Regions from separate parts of the Homo sapiens genome. Here region 2 is linked to region 1. Evidence: read pairs that join two places in POLR2A ChIA-PET (ENCODE). Cell type or tissue: OCI-LY7. All regions are shown on one strand. Links, peaks and the distances in the headings refer to the core of each region. The heading gives the core; the rest is flanking DNA.

The links. ChIA-PET counts read pairs that join two places held together with the same protein. Peaks named below come from ENCODE experiments on the same cell type or tissue, not always from the same donor. Only the 100,000 strongest peaks of a DNase experiment are listed, where the experiment ranks them.
Region 2: POLR2A ChIA-PET joins it to region 1 with 15 read pairs; 2 of 35 experiments call an interaction of 5 or more read pairs at or near these places.

The regions. Positions count from the first base shown.
Region 1 is chr12:120,159,528-120,171,391 of GRCh38, forward strand. It overlaps GCN1 (GCN1 activator of EIF2AK4), which reads right to left. Exons shown (of 58, transcript NM_006836.2): 15 at 10,642-10,794; 16 at 8,681-8,773; 17 at 5,119-5,194; 18 at 4,809-4,968; 19 at 3,543-3,732; 20 at 3,320-3,444; 21 at 2,353-2,531; 22 at 1,963-2,056; 23 at 615-728; 24 at 298-496. Among named protein-coding and RNA genes, the nearest start is that of MIR4498, 10 kb to the left of the region's middle. RefSeq lists an enhancer at 7,405-7,454. In OCI-LY7, for the core only: no CTCF peak of the experiment used is centred there; DNase peaks (open chromatin) are centred at 6,960 and 7,310; H3K4me3 peaks cover 558 bases; H3K27ac peaks cover 2,500 bases.
Region 2 is chr12:119,885,266-119,897,129 of GRCh38, forward strand. No RefSeq gene overlaps it. Among named protein-coding and RNA genes, the nearest start is that of CIT, 14 kb to the left of the region's middle. In OCI-LY7, for the core only: no CTCF peak of the experiment used is centred there; no DNase peak of the experiment used is centred there.

The DNA of each region.
Region 1 (11,864 bases), core at 5,699-8,198:
TGCCACTGAACTTCTGACTTCTTAGTTTTAAAACTGGTATACAAAGATCGAACACTGACTAGCATCTAAAACCTACTCCTCAGAGGGAGGGCACAGATGTGAAGTGGGAGAGAAGAGGAGGCACTACGTCTCTCCTAAGCATATCCAGCTTGAGTCTCCAAGGCTGCTTCCACAAGAAAACAAAACTCAGCAGCTGAGGTCACCACCCACCTCCCCACAAGCACTCAGGGGCACACCCTGTCCAAGCACTCAGGGGCACCCCTGGGCCATCCCTGCAGCCAGCAAACAAGGACTAACCCAAAGCCTTGAGCCTAGAGGGCATGACACAGGCAGCCAAGGACAAGAAGGGGTTCTTGATCCTGGGAGCAGCCAGGGGAGACTTCAGCAAGGGCAGAAAAGAGTCGACCAAAACAGGGATGTACTGGGTCAGGCCGGACGGGTTCTTGGCCAGGATGATGTCCAGCAGTCCAAGCGCCGCCTCCAGCTCCCCATCCAGCTGCAAGCAGAGTTGTCCAGAAGGCAGGTCAGCAGGGCCCTGCTTGTGACAGCAAGCAGCAGGACCAAGCTGCCCAGCACTCTTCCGGCTTGAGCATGTGGCGGAGGTGGCCACTCACCTCCTGCAGCCGCCTCCGGACCTGCGCCTCCCTGTCTAGCTGGGCCTGCAGCATCTCCTTCTGCTTGCTGGTCAGCTGCACCTCCTCTTTGATGCCTTTCTTCTTCTTTATCTCCTAAAGAGGATGGGCAAACCAACCAATCCCATCTCCAGGGAACAGACCTCCCTCCCCAACAGAGGAAGGTGAGCTTGCTTCCACACAAACAGCACCATACCAGCTCTAAGTGTGAGTTGGGCCCCTGAACCCACCATGTGCACCCCCAACCTCCCACAAAGTCCACAGCCACCTGGTTTCTATAGAATGGAGACAGCAATAGAGAAGTAGTTGTTTTACTGGATTCTCTACTGACAAAGGCTAAGAGGGCTTTTTATGTTAGAGAAATAAAGGTTCCTCAATGTACTCAAAAGGGTATTCTGACAGCCAAATGGATTCAGAATCAAAACTTTAGCCTCCTCCTCTCCAACCCCTTCCTACATAAGCTCTCCCACAGGATAAGCTGAAGCTTAGAAAAGGCCTGCTATAGTGGCCTGAGACAACAAGCCACAGAACTCACTCACTCATTCAGCAAACATTTAGTGAGCACCTGGATTGTGCCAGGCACTGTTCCAGATGGCAGGAATATCGTAGGAACAAGATAAAGTCCCTGCCCTCACGGAGCTCACAATCTAGCAGGCGAAGATAGATAATAAACAAGTCAACAAGCACATAAACAAGATGCTTTTGGGTTATGATAAATGTTAGTAAAGAAACAAATATGATGTTTAGTAAAAGGGAGGAAGGGTGGGGTCTACTTTGGATAGGGTGGACAAGCTGGCCACCTCTCTGAGAAGCACACATGTGGACTGAGATGAGAAAGACAAGAAGAATCCTGCCTTGTAAAGACAGAGAGAAGAGCAAACGCTGAGAAGGAAAGAGTCCTGTGTGCTCTGCTCCTGTCAGAACCTGCTCTGCCCAAAGCTGAATTCAGCAATCAAGTCATGATTCCCCAGAAGTCCCACTGTACCAGGCGCTGTGCCTGCTATCAGGAGTCTAGATGGGTCCCAGTCTTCAAGGAAGTGGAGGGACAGACATGGAATCCAGCAACACCACTTAGCAGAGGAGACACGTGCACTGTCGCCAGCACCCAGCAGAGAAAGAAACCGGTTTTGAGTTGTGGGTGGAAGAAGCTATGAAGCAAGGGTGAAGGGAAAGTGTGCCAGTGCACCAGACACTGGTCAGGGGCATCAGAGGAGTGTGCCATGGGCCTCAGGATGTTCCAAGTGAACAGCATATGTGCAGTGGGAAAAGCCACCAGCTTGAGGCCACCAAGCTCAGCAGCCACCTTCCGTAAGTGCCTCCGTGTACTCACCTCCTTCAGCTCCAGCTCGATGATCTGCTCTTTGAAGGAATAAGCTTTGTTCTCTCGCTTCATGTTGGCCTTTTTTATGCTGTCCTGCTGGGCACTGAAACACCAGAGTGGGTCATCAGCCAGCTTGAAAAGCACCGCAAGTCCTGTCAGCCTCCCGCCAGCCATGCAATTCCAACTAGCTGTTAAGCACTGTGCACCAGCACAGTGCCGGATACTGGACACACTTAAATACCCAGGACCTAAGCACCGTGCCGGGGACACAACAGGCGCTTAGCCAATGAATGGATAGGCTGTTGCATTCAACTCACAGGAGGCACTGGCTCCATTCTACACACAAGAAAACTATGCCTTGGGGAGCAAAGGAAACTGAGCCCATAAGTGAGGTCTCACCTCTGAATGATGGATTTGTCATACAGCTCCCCAGCAGGGGTCTGCATAATGGCAAACTCCTCCCGCGTCACCAGGCGCAGTGCAGGGTTCTGCACGGAGGCAGTGATGGTGCTGATGAGCTGTGGGAGGACCCGGTCCGGCGACAGGACGGAAAGGGAGCCCATGGCATTCATGGAGGACTGCCAGACAAACGCAGACATGGTCAGTGTGTGCCAAGGCTGGCACTGGCAAGAGGTCCACCACACCTGAATGCCCCTAGCACTGGCTCCCCTTCTTTATGCCACTGCCTTGTTACTCCTGGGCAATGCCCATCACAGTGGCCGGCTGGAGTCTGCGTCTGCTTTCCTCACCAAGCAGTGCTCCTCTGTCTGACACAGCACCTGACGTGAGGTGATACACTCCTTCCCAATTCTCAATCTCCGTGGTTCAGGTGGAGCTGCCCTCACTTTTTCCAGAGGTAGGCATGTGACCCAGAACAGAAGGATGGGTGCAGAGATGAGCATGGCACCCAAGTCAGATTAATCAGGGTCAAAGCGACCCCAAGCCAGTAGACATTATTGAAATATGCAAGCTATTCCCCTAGGAGCTGATGGCAAGACAAAGCCTGGAACTCTAGCAGCTCTTGTGCTACCAGAAAGGGAAAGCCTGAGAATGGAGCCCACATCGTGGAAAACAGAGACAACAGACAAAGATGGATGGGACAGAGTAAGAGAGACATCACCTACAATGTTCCAAGGGCAACATGTGAACCCCTGTAGCCAGTCATATCCTTGGACTTTGCAGGTAAATGAGGCAGTAAGTTCCCTTTTGTGCTTAAACCAGTTTACATTTCTGTCACGTGCAACCAAGGGTCCAAGCCTACATTTCATCCATCTTCACCTGCTTCTTTGAATCCTCTCTTCCTGTACACTGTGATGAGAGGGCCCCCTCCCGGACCTGAGGCCAGACCAGCTCATGTGCCCGTCACCTGGTTTAGGGGACTCTGTGTGGTCATCCTGGGAATGATCTGATCCAGGTGCCTGGTGATAAAGGCTTCAGGATCGATCTTCATCCTGGCAAGAAGTGCTGGCCAAAGTCCAGACTGCACGGCAACTGAAGGGGAAGGGAGCTCTTTGAGGCCTTCTGCCTGGCCTGCTCTTACCCCATCCCCTAAAGCTCTGGGCTCTCCCACACCCACCGCAGCCACGGACCTAAGGATGGGTGGTGGGAGATGATCAGCATTTCCTGGGCCAGTTGTTCAGTGTCGGTGACATCACCCTTGAGCCCTGGCACACCGGAGATGACACACAGAGCCTCCTGCAGGACCCGTGGAGGCACGTAGGCCTTGCCTGCCTCAGTCACCTCTCCAGCATCAGTCACCAAAGCCTCTAAGGGCAGCACCTGTGTGGAGACACATGAGATAATACTGCTAAGAGCCCTGTGCAGGCTTGGAACACAGGAACCAAATATGCTACGGACACAGCGGCCCCTCACTCAGTTCTTCCCTGGGGTCCTTGCTGGAGTAGAAATGGATGCCCAGCTTCCTGCAATGGGACCCACAGGCTGTGAGATGTGCCTGGAAGAAGGAAGCACCTGTGGCTTTGCATCTAAAAAGCCTGCAGGGGTAAAGAAGGCACCAGGAACTGGTCCAGGAGACCCAGCCTGTGGTGGCAAGTCTGTCACTGGCCCACATTCCTCAACAGGCTTTGGGAGGGAGGGAAGCAGTGGAACACGGCACAAAGAGCACAGAAATAACAGCCAGGTCTTTGAGGGTCTCCCTCCGTCGGGGGAGACCCTGTGCAAGTCATTTGAACTCCTAGAACCCTGGTCAATTCATATGACACAAGAATAACAAGCCCTATTTGCCTTTGAAACGCATTGTTAAAAAAAAAATCAAAAGGAAAAAATGGGTAGAAAATGCTTTAAAAAGTACAAAGTGCTTTAAAAACATAAAGTGTTATTCAATTAATCAAGGATAAAGGGGGAGGGCACGGTGGCTCGTGCCTGTAATCCCAACACTTTGGGAAGCCGAGGTAGGAGGATCACTTCAGCCTAGAAGTTCGAGATCAGCCTGGGCGACATGGCGAGACCCCATCTCTACAAAAAATCAAAAATCAAAAAATTAGCGGCCACTGCAGGTGGTGTGCACCTATAGTCCCAGCAACTTGGGAGGCTGAGGTGGAAGGATCGCTCAAGCTTGGGAAGTAGAGGTTGCAGTGAGCAAAACAAAACAAAACAAAACAAAAACCCCAAAAACCCTGGAAAAAAGGTTAAGCTACATGTGAAAAAAAGTCTCTGAAAAGGAAAAGGAATCCTATGAAAGATGTTACTGGAGCTTGACGGCAGAGCAGAAGATGCTGGCATCACACAGATTAAGAAAGAACACCCAGGGAGTGGCCCAGCCAAAACCCCACATCGTAAGCAGGGGCAGCTAAGTGGATCCAAGAGCCCCAGTTCTAGAGCCCAGATGCCCTCACCTTGTGAGAACTGAGGACAGTCTTCAGCTCCTCCAAGAGTCCGTGCGCCAGCTTAAAGCCCCCAAGAGAGGACAGCAGCTTCCGAACTGTCTGCTGAGCCTGCCTGCGGACGTGCCAGGTGCGGCTCAGGAGCACCGCCACCAGAGCCCGGTGGTACTGCCTGCAAGCACAGGGACAGACAGGTCTGGGGGAAGGCCAAGAGCAGGGCTTTCCACAGCCAACCCTTCCACCTGCCACACACCCTTTCTCGGGTTCCTGCCAGCCTTTGCCTCATTTGGCCCAAAAGAAAAGGTAAGCCAGCCTCACGTACTGAACTTTGTTGCCAGTGAGTCTATGCGGGTGGTCAAGGAAAAGTCTCTCTGTCAGATGCAACACAGTACACAGGGCTTGGAGGGAAGAAAAGGAATGGAAGTGTTTTTAAAATAGTTAAGTGTACACATACATACCAATACCCAGAAATAACTGGAATGAACTGAAAATTAACACCAAAATATAAATGTGATTATCACTCGAAGTGAAATTACAGCTTGTTTTTTTTTTTTTGCTTATGCACACATGTATTTTGGAATCAGTAAAGTATATACTATTTTTATTTATTTTATATATAATATACACACATATACACATATATACACATATATATACATATACATATATACACATATATACACACACACACACACACACACACACACACACACATATATATATATATATTTTTTTTTTTGAGAGACAGTCACGCTCTGTCGCCCAGGCTGGAGTGCAGTGGCACGATCTCAGGGCTTACTGCAAGCTCCGCCTCCCAGGTTCACACCATTCTCCTGCCTCGGCCTCTCGAGTAGCTGGGACGACAGGCACCCGCTAATTTTTTTATATTTTTTAGTAGAGACTGGGTTTCACCATGTTAGCCAGGATGGTCTCGATCTCCTGGCCTCGTGATCCACCTGCCTCAGCCTCCCTAAGTGTTGGGATTACAGGCGTGAGCCACTGCACCAGGCCAAATTTTGTATTTTTAGTAGAGACGGGGTTTCACCAGGTTGGCCAGGTTGGACTTGAACTCCTGACCACAGGTGATCCACCTGCCTCGGTCTCCCAAAGTGCTAGGATTACAGGCGTGAGCCACCGCACCTAGCCTATTTTTACTTTTTTTGAGACAGAGTCTCGCTATGTTGCCCAGGCTACAGTGCAGTGGTGCAGTCTTGGCTCACTACACCCTCCGCCTCCCAGGTTCAACTAATTCTCCTGCCTCAGCCTCCTGAGTAGCTGGGATTACAGAAGCCCACCAGCAAGCCTGGCTAATTTTTTTTTTTCTATTTTTAGTAGAGACGAGGTTTCACCATGTTGGCCAGGATAATTCTGAACTCCTGACCTCAAGTGATCAGTCCACTTCAGCCTCTCAAGGTGCTAGGATTACAGGCATGAGCCACCATGCCAGGCCTATGTATTTTGTTTTCGTTGTTGTTGTTGTTGTTTTGAGACGGAGTCTTGCTCTGTCACCCAGGCTGGAATACAATGGTGCAATCTCGGCTTACTGCAACCTCCGCCTCTTGGGTTCAAGAGATTCTCCTGCCTCAGCCTCCCGAGTAGCTGGGATTACAGGCACCTGCTACCACGCCCAGCTTATTTTTGTATTTTTATTAGAGACAGGGTTTCACCATGTTGGCCAGGATAGTCTCGATCTCGACCTCATGATCTGCCCGCCTCGGCCTCCCAAAGTGCTGGGATTACAGGCGTGAGCCACCGTGTCCGGCCCCAGCCTATTTTTTTTTAATAATTAAAAATTACGGCCAGGCACAGTGGCTCACGCCTGTAATCCCAGCACTCTGGGAGGCCAAAGCAGGCAGGTCACCTGAAGTCAGGAGTTCGAGACCAGCCTGGCCAACATAGTAAAACCCCGTCTGTACTAAAAATACAAAAATTAGCCAGGTGTGGTGGTGTGCACCTGTAGTCCCAGCTACTCAAAGAGGCTGAGGCAGGAGAATTGCTTGAACCCGGGAGGTGGAGGTTGCAATGAGCAGAGATTGCACCACTGCACTCCAGCCTGGGCAACAGAGTGAGACTGTCTCAAAAAAAAAAAAAAAAAAAAATGCCTGATCCGGTGGCTCACGCATGTAATCCCAGCACTTTGGGAGGCCAAGGTGGGCGGATCATGAGGTCAGGAGACCAAGACCAGCCTGGCTAACACTGTGAAACCCCATCTCTTCTAAAAATACAAAAAATTAGCCAGGCGTGGCGGCATGCACCTGTAGTCCCAGCTACTCAGGAGGCTGAGGCAGGAGAATGGCGTGAACCCGGGAGGCGGAGCTTGCAGTGAGCTGAGATCGCGCCACTGCACTCCAGCCTGGGCGACAGAGCGAGACTCTGTCTCAAAAAAAAAAAAAAAAAATTACTAAGGCCAGGCACGATGGCTCATGTCTGTAACACCAACACTTTTGGAGGCTGAGGCAGGAGAATTGCTTAAGCCCAGGAGTTCAAGGTCAGCCTGGGCAACATGGTGAAACCCCCGTCTCTTAAAAAAAAATACAAAAATTAGCCAGATGTGGTGGTGTGCACCTGTAGTCCCAGCTACTCAGGAAGCTGAGGTGGGAGGACCACCTGAGACCAGGGAGGTCGAGGCTGCAGTGAGCCATGACTGTGTCACTGCACTCCAGCCTGGGCAACAGAGTGAGATCCTGTCTCAACAACAACAACAACAACAAATTACTATGGAGTTATAAAAAGAGGCCGGGCATGGTGGCTCATGCCTGTAATCCCAGCACTTTGGGAGGCCGAGGCAGGTGGATCACCTGAGGTCGGGAGTTCGAGACCAGCCTGACCAACATGGAGAAACCCCATCTCTACTAAGAAAAAAAAAAACAAAAACAAAATTAGCCTGGTGGTAGTGGCACATGCCTGTAATCCCAGCTACTCAGGAGGCTGAGGCAAGAGAACCGCTTGAACCCAGGGGGAGAGGTTGCGGTGGGCTGAGATCATGCCACTGCACTCCAGCCTGAGCAATAAGAACGAAACTCCATCTCAAAAAAAAAAAAAAAAAAAAGAATGATGAAGTTCATTATATACTGATATGGACTCATTTCCAGGTCTAGAAAGCACAGTACATACGGCAGGCACACTACCATTTGTGTAAAAAAGGTACAGAACAAACATATACAGGTATTTACTTGCATATATATAAAATATCAAGGCTACAGAAGAAGCTAATAAAATTGGTTATCTATAGCCGAGGAACTGGGTAGCCAGAGATCAAAGCAGGGGTATAATTTTCAATGTAGACCCTCTTGTATCTATTTTTGAATTACATTAGTCTATTTCCTTTTCAAAATTTAGCTAAAAATTTTTCTAAAACCAGGAAATGACTAACAGTTGTAGCTCATTAATGGGATGTTGCGATTTATGAGTCAAACGACTCTTCAAATCACCAATTAGTGGCAGACACTCCTAAGGCAACGTAGAATATTAAACACATATTTAAAATTCAACTGTTCCTTTTCTGCCAGGATAGAAACCAGTAGTTTTTGTGTCTCTTGGTGGGGGAGTAGAGCCTGCCAGACTCCACAAGAGCTTCTCAGCTGCCTTAACACAAGAAAACCTCCGAGACAGCACCAATTACCCAATCAGCTATAATTACAGCTCATGTCGTAGCTCCACAGCCATTACTGCTCTGTCTCCACACATCTCCCAAGTCCCATTTCCCTAACCTTATGTTCCCTACAGGAATGAATTTATTCCCACAACAGCTAAGCTGTTGGCCAGATCACTCTGGCCCAGGTTTTTGCAGACCTGACTGGTTGGTCAAGAAAGGGTCCTCTCTGAAGATTTTCCAAAGAGACTTTGCCTCAATCCCGAGTTCAACTAAGCATGGAGTAACTTACCATCCTCTGAAGCCATGACCAGGAATTTCTCAGAAGTGAAAACCTGCTTTTTCTCATCCACAATCAACTGCCAGAAACTGCTCAGTTTGGCCTCTGCAAGAAACAAAAGGTTACCCCACGACGCAGCTCACCACATCCCCCAGAGCTGATCTACTCCATCCTGAAGCTGCTGGGGTGGGCTTTGCTGACAAACCCTCCTCTGCAGCAGGAGGCTCAGTGCTCTTCCATTTGGGGAACTGACCTCAGTCCTTCTGGTATCACCTCCTGTACGAAACTCTTCGGTGGCTCTCTGCTGCCTACAGGATCCTAGGTGAACTGCTTCTCATCCGGAATTCCCATCCACCCCAGGCGCCAAGCTGGAATACCTGAGGTTTACAGACTCTGGCTTTCCCTGCCCTTCCCTGACTGGGGCTGTTTGGACTCACACTGGGCCATCCCTTCAGGATAATGAAATCCTTCAGAGGCTTCAGGGTACCAGTTCAAATGCTTCCTCCATGAAGCCCTTCCCAATACCCACCCCCCCAACTAAAAGCAATCTCTCCTTCAAAACTGCTCTAATGCCGCATTTTGTCTTAAGCTACGGATATATTTCTGTATTTCCTCGCGCCTACTGTGAAGTAAGCACCCTGAAATTTGCTGAAGAAGGTCATGTTCATCTTAGCATTCCCCCAGGTAGCCCAGTGCCTTGCATGGCCACAGTGAGCACACGATATTACATGAGGAGAGCTGAGCTCCATTCCTAACCAAAGGAGTTAAGTTCAGGTGTGTCCCAGTGCAGAGATTGGGAGATGAAATAAAGAAAGCCTGGCCGGGCGCAGTGGCTCACGCCTGTAATCCCAGCACATTGGGAGGCTGAGGTGGGTGGATCACAAGGTGAGGAGATTGAGACCATCCTGGCTAACACGATGAAACCCTGTCTCTACTAAAAATATAAAAAATTAGCCGCGCGTGGCGGCGTAGCGCCTGTAGTCCCAGCCACTCGGAAGGCTGAGGCAGGAGGCGGAGCTTGCAGTGAGTCGAGATCGCGCCACTGCACTCCAGCCTGGGCGACAGAGCGAAACTCCGTCTCAAAAAAAAAAAAAAAAAAAGAAAAAAAAAAAAGAAAAGAAAGCCTGAAATACGATGTAGCCACAAAAAATAATGAGAAAGCTCTTTCTGATGTACTGATTTGGAATCATTTCGAAGATATATTATATATAGTATATATATTATATATTATAAGTAATATGGCATATAGCGTATGTTCCCCAGCATGTTCAATTACATAACACACTATGTCTGGACATAAAATTGGTAATACTGTTTTTTCTTTCTTAGACAAAGTCTCACTGTGCCACCCAGGCTGGAGTGCAGTGGAGCAATCCCAGCTCACTGCAACCTACGCCTCCTGGGTTCAAGCGATTCTCCTGCCTCAGCCTCCCGAGTAGCTGAGATTACAGGCATGCGCCACCACACCCAGCTAATTTTTGTACTTTTAGTAAAGACGGGGTTTCACCATGTTGGCCAGAATGGTCTCGAAATCTTGACTTCGTGATCCGCCTGCCTCGGCCTCCCAAAGTGCAAAATTGGTAACACCGTTTACAGAGGGAAACTTAACGGCTACGGGAAAAGACAGGGCTAAGGGGAAGCTTCTCATGTTATATCCTTTTGAATTTTGTACTGTATGAATGTATAACCAACTGAAACAAACAGTCCCAATACTAAACCCTGGTCCATCTAGGTATCATCTACAAGCCTGTGTAGCACTGGAGCAACAGAATGAAGGAGGACAGTGACACAGTCCCCTGACTGCATTCCCACTGCCCATGCAACCATGAGGTTCATCCTGCAGATGACAAGCAAACCTGTGGCTGATCCAGTGTGGTCAGGACCAAGCTAATCCTGAACATCAAGACACACCTCCCAAGGACTCTTGTCAGAGGCCCCTGTCTCTACCATCCTAGACACCTCTGGACTCATACCAGCCTGTGAGTCAGCCACTGACAACTTTAAGAGCAACAAGGCTGCGGCAACCCCTTCAGTGATGGTGGGAACCTGAGTGCTTTGGGAGGCTGCCTTCTCCACTGTCTGGATGAGCAAGGGCAGTAAGTCCAGGGCCTGCAACAGCGTGTCACCTGTGGAGAGAGGACAAGCACCTTAAAGGACATCCTGATCCTTGGAAATGACAGGACTGAGAAAGGATTTATCTAACCAGCTGTGAACCAGACGACTAAAACCCTTCAGTTAATTTTTCAAATATCTCAAAAAGAAGTGAAGTGAAATCAAAACTTAAATCAAACTCTACAGCCACAAAATTAGAGGGAGAAAGATAATCCTTATGGCCAGGTGCGGTAGCTCACGTCTGTAATCCCAGCACTTTGGGAGGCCGAGGCGGGTGGATCACCTGAGGCTGGGAGTTCGAGATCAGCCTGACCAACATGGAGAAACCCCGTCTCTATTAAAAATACAAAATTAGCTGGGCGTGGTCCAGTTATTCAATTGATGGATAAGCAGAGACATTAGGTGTGTTGCTCAAGGTCACACGGCTAGTTGAGGCAAGTCAGAGCCACCCTCAATCCTGTCAATTCCCATCTGGTACTCTTCCCCCATACAGATGACCTTCGGACCCAAATTCTAAATTTGGGTCCAAATCTGCTGACCTCTGAACTAAACTCTTTTAAAAAAAAAAGGAAGCCAAGCACAGTGGCTCATGCCTGTAATCCCAGCACTTTGGCAGGCTGAGGCGGGGGGGATCATGAGGTCAGGAATTCCAGACCAGCCTGACCAATATGGTGAAACCCTGTCTTAGCCGGGTGGGGTGGTGCACGCCTGTAATCCCAGCTACTCAGGAGGCTGCAGCAGGAGAATCGCTTGAACCCAGGAGGCGGAGGTTGCAGTGAGCCGAGATTGTGCCATTGCACTCCAGCCTGGGTGACAGAACGAGACCCCATCTCCAAAAAAAAAAAAAAAAAGAGAAACCAGTTAAAACTATAGTTTGGCTGGGCACGGTGGCTCATGCCTATAATCCCAACACTCTGGGAGGCTGAGGCGAGCAGATCACCCGAGGTCAGGAGTTCAAGACCAGCCTGGCCAACATGGCAAAACCCTGTCTCTATTAAAAAATACAAAAATTAGCCAGGCATGGTGGTGGGCATCTGTAATCCCAGCTACTCAGGAGGCTGAGGTTGGAGAATCGCTTAAACCC
Region 2 (11,864 bases), core at 4,433-6,932, 280 kb before region 1:
ATTTGTGGTATGTGAATTATACCTCAATTTTGAAAATATTTTTAGGAATGGGGTCTCACTCTGTCACCCAGGCTGGAGTGCAATGGCACAATCATAGCTCACTGTGACCTCGAACTCCTGGGCTCAAGGGATCTTCCCGCCTCGGCCTCCAAAATAGCTAGGACTACAAGTGCATGCCACTATACCCAGTTTGTTTGTTTTTGTAGAGATGAGATCTGGCTTTGTTGCCCAGGCTGGTCTTGAACTCCTGGCCTCAAGCAATCCTCCCAGCTCAGCCTCCCAGAACATTGGGATTACAGGCATGAGCCACTGTGCCTGGCCTCAATTTTTTTAATGTAAAAAAATTTCTAAAGCCAGTATATAAATGTGAAACATCATTTTAACTCAGGGTTTCTCAGTCCCAGGATTGTTGATATTTGGGGCTAGATAATTCTTTGTTGTCGAGGCTCTGCCCTGTGCATTGTAGTATCCCTGGCCTCCGCCCACTAGCACACACACCCCAGCCATGGCAACCGAAGATGTCTGTAAACATTGTCAAATATCTCTTGGAGGACAAAATCACCCTGGATTGAAAAGCACCTGCTATAACTGTATGATGTGAACATTCTCAATGAATTCATTAAATATACTTTAATTAAGCCAGCAGAGCTCACAAAACAACCAAAATACATTGCCCAGTTTTTAAATATTATGACAATTTTAACTGATTATTAGAACTTTCATTCTGATCCCATCACTTTCCCAGTGTTTTCTCCAAGTTTGAACAAATGATTTCCGATGGTTTTTCCCTCTTTGACCTGAGACAAAGCTTTTAACGAGAAAAGCTAAATTTTCAAAACTCAATTAAATGGTAATTAGCCTCCCTGCCATTTGATTTAGGCAATTTTTCTACGGTGTTTTGGTATGTTCATTAATTGTGTTTCTTCAAATGTTATAAGATATAAAAACATATCTCTAATCCTTCAGCCCACTGACTTCAGGAGTGTTTTGTAATTCCCAATCCATTTATAATGCAGGAAACTCAGGCACCTGATTCATACCAACTATTCTCTAAGGACAGCTTTAAAAAAATGTCATCAAATTCATACAGTGATCCGGGTCCCCACTCTGTATACTTAACATAATTGTTACTGATGTCTAATCTACTAGAAAGAGACTAGATGAATGTCAATCTCTCAAAATTGATGCAAAGCATATACTTATTGGAAACTGTGTCTCATGCCTTGGCTAAGCTCCAATAAGTCAAATATCTTGTCCTAGGAATATGATTAAACATGCCCTACATTGGATGGGCACGGTGCCTCACATCTGTAATCTCAGCACTTTGGAAGGCAAGGTGGGCAGATCACTCGAGGCAAGGAGCTTCAGACCAGCCTGGGCAACATGGCGAAACCCCATCTCTACAAAAAAAACACAAAATTTAGCCAGACGTGGTGGTGTGTGCCTGTAGTCCCAGCTGCTTGTGGGGCTGAGGTGAGGGTATTGCTTGAGCCCCAGAGGTGGAGGCTGCAGTGAGCTGCACTCCAGCCTGGGTGACAAAGCAAGACTTTGTCTAAAAAAAAATTTTTTTTAATTATATACATATATATGCCCTATATCTTTCATCTGGGCTTGTCTTAGGCCTGCATATAATAATAACTTTTTAATAAAATTGACTCTCAGTCAGGCATGGTAGCTCATGCTTATAATCCCAGCACTTTAGGAGGCCAGGACGGGTGGATCGCTTGAGGTGAGGAGTTCAAGACCAGCCTGGCCAACATGGGGAAACCCCGTCTTTACTAAAATACAAAAAAAAAAAAAAAAATTAGCTGTGTGTGGTGGCAGACGCCTATAATCCCAGCTACTCGGGAGGCTGAGGCAGGAGAATCACTCGAACCCAGGAGGCAGAGGTTGCAGGAAGCCAAGATTGTGCCACTGCACTCCAGCCTGGGTGACAGAGTGAGACTTCATCTCAAAAATAAATAAATTAATTAATTAATATAATTGACTCCTAACCTTTCCTGTCAATCTAATATTTATTTTTTAAGTCCCTCTCCTATGCCCACGCACTCGAGCTGCACGAGAGAATCCTTTTTTTCTTTTCTTTTCTTTTTTTTTTTTTAAGAGACAGGATCTCACTATGTTGCCCAAGCTGGTGTCAAACTCCTGAGCTCAAGTGATCCTCCCACCTCATTCTCCCAAAGTGTTAGGATTACAGGCATGCGCCACCTCGCCCAGCCAAGAGCAAGAATCATGCCTGTCTTGGTGCAGGCGACAATCCTCAATATCTTACACAGTGCCTGGCCTTTGGTAGTCTCTCAATAAATTTGTATTCTCTGAATTAATGTGTGACTAAATGAATCAATGCACCTATAAGTCAATAAAGTGCTAGATATAAAGGTCAGGTGTAAAAGACACCCTGCTTTAAGTTTTCATATAAGAATGTTGTGACTGTTGATGGGTTTGAATCGGAACATGGAATAAATATCTAGAAGCAGTCATCCTGGGGAAGAACAAAAAAACACAGGAAGACATCAGTAAAAGCCCTTCAAGAGATGAGCAGAAGCCAGGCACGGTGGCTCACACCTGTAATCCCAGCACTTTGGGAAGCCAAGGTGGGCGGATCACTTGAGACCAGCCCGGCCAACATGGTGAAACCCTGTCTCCACTAAAAATACAAAAATTAGCTGGGCATGTTGGTGGGCACTTGTAATCCGAGCTACTCAGGAGGCTGAGGCAGGAGAATCGCTTGAATCTGCGAGGCAGAGGTTGCCCTGAGCCAAGATCACCCCACTACACTCCAGCCTGGGCAACAGAGTGAGACTCCGTCCCCAAAAAAAAGAAGAAAAAAAAAAGAGAGAGATGAATAGAAAATACAGGGATTAAAGTAACTGGACTATTTATTTAGTAGGAAGAATAGGAAGACTTTGTAAGACTTCAATCATTCATTTCTCCATTCACTCACTCAACAAACATTTATTGGATGCCTACTATTTGCTGACACTGTTTTTTGGTGTTGGAAAGACAGCAGGAGATAAACTGTACAAACATCTCTGGCCTGTGGAGCTCATGTTCCAGTGGGTGGAGACAGACAGCAAGCAAGATTAAGAAGTAAAATAGCCTGTGATTTCAGTATTTTGGGAGGTCGAGGCAGGTGGATCACTTGAGGTCAGGAGTTCGAGACCAGCCCGGGCAACATGGTGAAACCCCATCTCTACCAAAAATACAAAAAATTAGCTGGGCATGGTGGCGTGCACCTGTGGTCCCAGCTACTTGAGAGGCTGAGGTGGGAGGAGTGCTTGAGCTTGGGAGGCGAAGGTTGCAGTGAGCTGAGATTGCACCATTGCACTCCAGCATGCGGGACAGACTGAGACCCTGTTGCAAAAAAAAATAAAAACTAAATAGAGGTAAAATATGTTATGGGGGGAAAAGTGAACCAGGAGAAAGGCTCCTGGAGTACAGGGGAGGGTTGCAATCTTAAACAAAGTGGTCAGGAGCAGCTTGATGGAGTAAAGACCCCAAATGTGGGAAAAAGCCATGCAGGTAACTGGGGTAGAGTGGGATCAGCAAGGACAAAGGTCACGAGGTGGGAAGGAGGCTGATGTACTCAAGAAACAGTAAGGAGGTGGGTGTATTTCCTTCCTATAGCTGCTGTAACAAATGACCATGCATTTAGTGGCTTAAAACAACACAGTTTTTTTGTTTTGTTTGTTTGTTTGTTTGTTTTGTTTTTGAGACGGAGTTTCACTCTTGTCGCCCAGGCTGGAGTGCAATGAATGGCACGATGTTGGCTCACCTCTGCCTCCGGGGTTCAAGCGATTCTCCTGCATCATCCTCCCGAGTAGCTGGGATTACAGGCACGCGTCACCACGCCCAGCCAATTTTGCATTTTTAGTAGAGACAGGGTTTCTCCATATCGGTCAAGCTGGTCTCAAACTCCCGACCTCAGGTGATCCGCCTGCCTCAGCCTCCCAAAGTGCTGGGATTATAGGCATGAGCCATGGCACATGGCCTTGTGGGGTTTTTTTTTTTTTTGAGACAAGGTCTCACATTGACACTGAGGCTGGAGTGCAGTGACAAAATCATAGTGCATGCCACCATGCCCAGCTAATTTTTTTCCTGTAGCGATGTAGCAGGACGAGCAGCAGACAAAACTCCTCAGACACCAGGTTAAAGAAGGAAGGAGCTTTATTCTGCCGGGAGCTTCAGCAGACTTGCATCTCAAAAAGCCCAGCTCCCCGAGCTTACAACTCAAGGGTGGTTCGCGTGAGAAGGCTGTGATCGATTGAGCAAGCAGGGGGTATGTGGCTGGGGGATGCATGCGCTGGTAATTAGAACAGAACAGAACAAGACAGGGATTTTCACAATGCTTTTCCATACAATGTCTGGAATCTATAGATAACACAAGCAGTTAGATCAGGGGTTGATTTTTAACTACTAGGCCCAGGGCATGCAGGGCTATCTGCCTGTGGATTTCATTTCTGCCTTTTAGTTTTTACTTCTTCTTTCTTTGGAGGCAGAAATTGGGCATAAGACAGTATGAGGGGTGGTCTCCTCCCTTAGAGACAGGGTCTTGCTATGTTTCCCAGGCTGATCTTGAACTCCTGGCTTCATGTAATCCTCCTGCCTTGGCCTCCCAAAGTGCCGGGATTACAGGCATGAGCCACCACGCCCAGCCTATAAGAATACAAATTTCTTCTCTTATGGTGCTAGAGGTCAAAAGACCAACACAGGTATCACATACTAAGATCAAAGTATTGGAGTCTCTGAGAGAAAATCCTTATCCTTGCCCTTTTCAGCTTTTAGAAGCCACCTACGTTCTTTGATTCATGGCTTCATTTGCCATCTTCAAAGCGAATAATGTAGCAAATAGAGCATCTTGATTCTCTCCTTCTCTCCCGTTCCCTCTCTCTTTCTGACCCCTTTATTTGTCACATTCTTATTTCCTTATCTTTCTGGGCTTCCTCTTTTCTTCTTTCTTAAAAATATTTTTTATTTTATTTATTTTATTTTTTTTCTGAGAATCTCACTCTGTCACCCAGGCTGGAGTGCAGTGGCACTATGTCAGCTCACTGCAACCTCTGCCTACTGGGTTCAAGCAATTCTTATGCCTCAGCCTCCCAAGTAGCTGTGATTACAGGCATGCGTCACCACACCCAGCTAATTTTTTGTATTTTTAGTAGAGATGATTGACCAGGCTGGTCTCGAACTCCTGACCTCAAGTAATCCACCGGCCTCAGCTTCCCAAAGTGCTGGGATTAAAGGCGTGAGCCACTGCACCCAGTCCCTCCTTCCCTCTTATAAAGACTCTTGTATCTCATCTTGGATAATCCCGAATAACTCCCCCATCTCAAGATTTTAAATTTAATCACATTTGAAAAATCCCTTTTGTTATAAGGTAATATACCCTTGGGTTCTAGGGAATGGAATGTTGACATCTTTGAAGCACTAATATTGGGCCTACTGGAAAGGTTGAAGAAAAGTTAGTGCAGGCAAGAATAGGTAGGTGAGGTCAAAGACTTTCCTTTTTTTTTTTTTTTGAGATGGAGTCTCGCTCTGTCGCCCAGGCTGGAGTGCAGTGGCACGATCTCGGCTCACTGCAAGCTCTGCCTCCCAGGTTCACACCATTCTCCTGCCTCAGCCTCCCAAGTAGCTGGGACTACAGGCGCCCGCCACCACACCTGGCTAATTTTTTGTATTTTTTAATAGAGACGAGGTTTCACCATGTTAGCCAGGATGGTCTCGATCTCCTGACCTCGTGATCCGCCCACCTCAGCCTCCCAAAGTGCTGGGATTATAGGCATGAGCCACCGTGCCCAGCCTTAAAGACATTCCTTTTTAATGACTAAACGCTTATCCATTACAAAGAATTATGTTTGCAGTTTCATTCTTTAAGACTAACTGGATTGGCCTTTTCCATGATAAATAATATTGGGTTGCACTTTTCTACTCCTTTTGCTTTTAGACTGCTTTTGTAATGTTTTCTCTATTTTTCAACTTCTAATAAAGTGAAAACACTTGGAGAGGCTGACTGCAAGATGCATTAGTTCAGCTTTCCGTGTGAGAAAGATCTACAGAACCCAAAGATTTCTATTTGGGGCATGTATATATTGGCAAAAACACTGTCCAGCCTTGCATAGCTCTTTGCTTAAATTAATTTTTTTTTTGAGACAGGGTCTCACTCTGCTGCCCAGGCTGGAGTGCAATGGTGCAACCTCAGCTCACTGCAACCTCCAACTCCCAGGTTCAAGTGATCCTCCTGCCTCAGCCTCCTGAGTAGCTGGGACCACAGGCGCGCACCACCATGCCCGGCTAATTTTTGCATTTTACTAGAGAGGGCCACCATGTTGGCCAGGCTGGTCTCAAACTTCTGACCTCAGGTGATCTGCTGATCTGGGCCTCCCAAAATTCTGGAATTAGAAGTGTGAGCCACTGCACCGGGCCCATCTTAACTTTTTTTTTTTTTTTTTTTTTTTGAGACGGAGTTTCACTCTTGTTGCCCAGGCTGGAGTGTAATGGCGAGATCTCGGCTCACTATAACCTCCACCTCTGGGTTCAAGTGATTCTCCTGCCTCAGCCTCCCAAGTAGCTGGGATTATAGGCGCCTGCCACCACACCTGGCTAATTTTTGTATTTTTTAGTAGAGATGGGGTTTTGCTATGTTGCCCAGGCTGGTCTTGAACTCCTGACTTCAGGTGATCCGCTGACATCAGCCCCTCAAAGTTCTGGGATTACAAGTGTGAGCCACCACTCTCGGCCCATCTTAACCCTTTTTTTTTTTTTTTTTTTTGAGACGGAGTCTTGCTCTGTTGCCCAGGCTGGAGTGCAGTGGCACAATCTCGGCTCACTGCAACCTCCACCTCCCAGGTTCAAGCAATCCTCCTACCTCAGCCCCCCTAGTAGCTGGGATTACAGGCATGCGCCACCATGCCCGGCTAATTTTTGTATTTTTAGTAGAGACGGGTTTTGGCCATGTTGGCCAGGCTGATCTCAAACTCCTGACCTCAGGTCCTCCACCTGCCTCGGCCTCCCAAAGTGCTGGGATTATGGGTGTGAGCCAACACGCCATGCCATCTTAACCATTTTTAAGCGTACAGTTCAGTGGTAGTAAATGCGTTCACATGGTTGTGCAAACATCACCACCATCCATACACGGAACTCTTTTCATCCTGCAAAACTAAAACTCCATCCCCATTAAACACAAACTCCCCATTCTCCACTCCCCCAAAGCCCTGGAAACCACCATTCTACTTTCTGTCTCTGAAATTTTGACTACTCTAGATATCTCATATAAGTGGAATCATATAATATTTGTTCTTCTGTGACTGGTTTGTTTCCCTTAACACAAGTTCATCCATGTTGTAGCATGTGTCAGAATTTCCTTCCTTTTTAAGACTGAATAATAGTCTATTGTATGGATAGACCACATTTTGTTTATCCATTCATCTGTTTTGGGAAGGGGGTTGTTTGTTTGCTTTGAGAAAGGGTGTTGCTCTGTCACCCAGGCTGGAGTGCAGGGGTGTGATCAGGGCTCACTGCAAGCTCCAACTCTTGGGCTCAAGCAATTCTCCCACCTCAGCCTCCTGAGTAGCTGGAATGGCAGGCATGCACCACGACATCATTTTGTTTGTTTGTTTTTTGTTTTTGAGACAAGGTCTCATTCTGTTGCCCAGGCTGGAGGGCAGTGGTGTGATCTTGGCTCACTGAAACCTCCACCTCCCAGGTTCAAGCAATTCTCATGCCTCAGCCTCCCAAGTAGCTGGGATTACAGGTGTGCACTACTATGCCCAGCTAATTTTTGTATTTTTAGTAGAGATGGGGGTTTCACCATGTTGGCGAGGCTGGTCTCAAGCTCCTGACCTCAGGTGATCCACCCGCCTCGGCCTCCCAAAGTGCTGGGATTATAGGCAAGAGCCACTGTGCCCGGCCCCCATTCATCTGTTGATGAGCACTTGGGTTTACTTCTACCTTTTGGCTATTGTGAATAATATGTACAAATATCTCTTTGAATCCCTGATTTCAATTATTTTGGATATATCTCCCGAAGTGGAATTGCTGGATCATAAGGAAATTCTATTTTGAGTTATTTAAGGAACCACCATTCTGTTTCCCACAGTAGCTGCATCATTTTACATTCCCAGCAATGCACCAGGGCTCCGATTTCTCTACATCCTCGTCAACACTTGTTGTTTTCTGTTTGGCAGTAGGCGTCCTAATGGGTGGGAAGTGGCATCTCCTTGCATAGTTCTTCGAAGCTGTCACATCAGCTCTTTACTTCCCACATATTACGTAAAGGGAGAATGCCAGCATATGCCCTCCATAGCCTTAATTCTGAACTCCTGACTTCCATTTCCTGGTCCACCCCGGGAGAACTGGACAGAAACTGAAGGAGTCATGATGTTCTCCAAAATGAAGCACAAGGAAATAGGTTTAAGCCAGCTGATTCCCAAGCTAGGCTAGGAGACTTTACAGATGATCAAATTTCCAAATGTATGTGTGTGTGTGTGTCTCTGTGTGTGTGTGTGTGTGTGTGTGTGTGAGACTGACATAGGATTTCAACAACTTATTTTGCAAAATAAGAATATTTTTTAAAATGTTTAATGTTATTTTATAATATTTTTGTTTTATAATATTTTATTCTGCTTTATTTAAAGACAGAGCCTCGCTATATTGTCCAGGCTGGAGTATGGTGGCTATCCACAGGAATGATCACAGCTCACTGCAGCCTTGAACCCCTGGGCAATCCTCCTGCCTCAGCCTCCCTAGTAGCTGGGACTACAGATGCATGTCACAGCACCTGGTTCTATTATTTTATTTTATTTAAAAATAATATGTATTTTAATATTTCTAAATGTTCAAATAATTTTAAAAGAGCATCTGTTATCATGACTTCATAAAAGCAATGAAATTAAAATGACAGAAAAACTGAGACTATATTATTCAGGATTCTCCAGAGATGCAGAGATGCAGAACTAATCAAAGATATATACATGCATACATACACATCTATTATACATACACACCCATATATACACACATACATATGCACACACACACATACATATCCATATACTTACACACATATATACACACATACACACATATATAATACACATATGTATACACACATGCACACACGCATACACATAACCACATATATACACACATACACATATGCACACATATATGCCCATATATAATACACACATATACACACATACACACATATACAGAAACACATATACACACGTATACACATGAATACACATATACATATGTATATACATACACACGTGTATACACATATTTATACATACATATATACACAAATATACACACATATATATGCTTACACGATATATACATACATATATACACATACATATATATACATACCAACATCTGTACATATATATACATACACACATATACACACATATATACATACACACACATATATACACACACACAATATACATACACACCTAGATACACACACACCTATATACACACACACACACATCTCTGAAGCTGGCAGACCTGGGTTTAACTTCTAGCTATGCCCCTTATTACCTGTGTGTAGGCAAATTATGTAACCTCTTTTTTGTCTCCATTTCGTCATCTATAAAATAAGATCACAACACCTACCTCCCTGGGCTGTTGTAAGAAATATGTTACATAATTTGCCTCCGACCTGGGTTTCTTCCAGGGGTCTTTATCTTAGAAAATGTCCATCTGGAAGTATACAAACCTGAAGCTAGGCAATGAAGCTGTAAAAGTTTTTCTGGGGAAGTGCTCTCTGAGCTGATATCAGAAGGAAAGGTGGGAGTTAACCAGGGAAAGAGTGGGAGAAAATATTCCAGGCAGAGGGAACAGCACATTCAAAGACCCAGCAGTGAAAAGGAGCCCTGACAGGAAGATGTTGGTCAAAAGGTACAAAGTTTCACTTGATAGGATGAATCAATTCAGGAGAGCTATTGTACTGCATGGTGACTCTAGTTAATAACAATGTACTGTGTGCTTGAAATTGGCTAAAAAATAGATGTTGGCTAGGCTTGGTGGCTCATGCCTGTAATCCCATTGCTTTGGGAGGCCAAGGGCAGGAGTTTGAGACCAGCCTGGTCCATCCTGGTGAAACCCCATCTCTATGAAAAATACAAAAATGAGCCAGGCATGGTGGTGGGCACCTGTAATCCCGGCTACTTGGGAGGCTGAGGCAGGAGAATCGCTTGAACCCGGGAGTTGGAGGTTGCAGTGAGCTGAGATCGTGCCACTGCACTCCAGCCTGGGTGACAGAGTGAGACTCTGCCTCAAAAAAAAAAAAAAAAAGTAGATGTTAAATGTTCTCACTACAAATAAAGGTGAGGTGATGAATATGTTAATTAGTTTGATTTAATCATTTCACATGTATACGTACATCAAAACCTCATGTTGCACACTGTAAATGTACACAATGTGTATTTGTTGATTATACCTTAATAAAGGTGGAGGAGGAAGGGCAAGAGAGCCTTGAGTATCAAATTGAAAGAAAGCAGTGTCCCTAAAGCTCTGAACACAGTGAGGGATGAAGATGAGGGCTTAGTTGAATACTTTGGTTTTGAAATGCGTGTCCACTTCTAATGGCTGCTATAACAATTTTTCAGCAACGTGGTGGCTAAAAGCAAACAAAATTTATTCCCTCACAGTTCTAGAGGCTAGGAATATGAAATCACTATTGCTGGACTGAAATCAGCGTGTCAGCAGGGGATACACTCCCTCGGGAGCCTCTAGCAGGAGAATCTTTGCCTTTCCTCACTTAGCTTCTGGTAGCTGCCAGCATTCCTTGGCTTGTGGCTGTTTCACTCCAATCTTCAAGCCTAGCATCTTTAAGTCTCCCTCTGCTCTGTCTTCATGTCACCTTCTCTGTATGTTGTCCGATCTCCCTCTGCCTCCCTCTTAAAAGAATATATGTGACTGGGCGCGGTGGTTCACGCCTTTAATCCTGCACTTTGGAAGGATCACTTGAGCCCAGGAGTTTGAGACCAGCCTGAGCAACACAGTGAGACCTTGTCTACAAAAAAATCAAAAAATTAGCTGGGCTTGGTGGTGCATACTGTGGTCCCAGCTACTTAGTAGGCTGAGGTGGGAGGATTGCTTGAGCCCAGAAGGTGGAGGCTGCAGTGAGCCACAATTGCACCACTGCACTCCTGCCTGGATGGCTGAGCAAGGCTCTGTCCCAAAAAAAGAAAAAAAAAAATGCTTGATAGAATCCAGAACAATCTCTCCATCTCAAGACCCTTCTTTTTTATTTTTTTTTTTGAGACAGTCTTGCTCGTTGCCCAGGCTGGAATGCAGTGGTGAGATCTCAGCTCATTGTAACCTCTGCCTCCCAGGTTCAAGTCATTCTCCTGCCTCAGCCTCCTAAATAGCTGGGATTACAGGCACCTGCCACCACGCCCAGCTAATTTTTGTATTTTTAAAAGAGACAGGGTTTTGCCCTGTTGGCTAGGATTGTCTTGAACTCCTTACCTTAGGTGAGCCACCTGCCTCGGCCTCCCAAAGTGTGGGGATTACAGGCACGAGCCACTGCACCTGGCCATCTCAAGATCCTTAATCACATCTTCAAAGCTTTTCCTTCCTTTTTTTTTGGAGATGGAGTCTGGCCTTGTCACTCAGTCTGGAGTGCAGTGGCATGATCAAGGTTCACTGCAACTTCCGCTTCCCGGGTTCAAGCCATTCTCCTGCCTCAGCCTCCTGAATAGGTGGGACTATAGGCGCGCACCGCCACGCCCGGCTAATTTTTTGTATTTTTTAGTAGAGACGGGTTTCACCGTGTTGCCCAGATTGGTCTCGGACTCCTGAGCTCAGGTAATCCACCCGGCTCGGCCTCCCGGAGTGTTAGGATT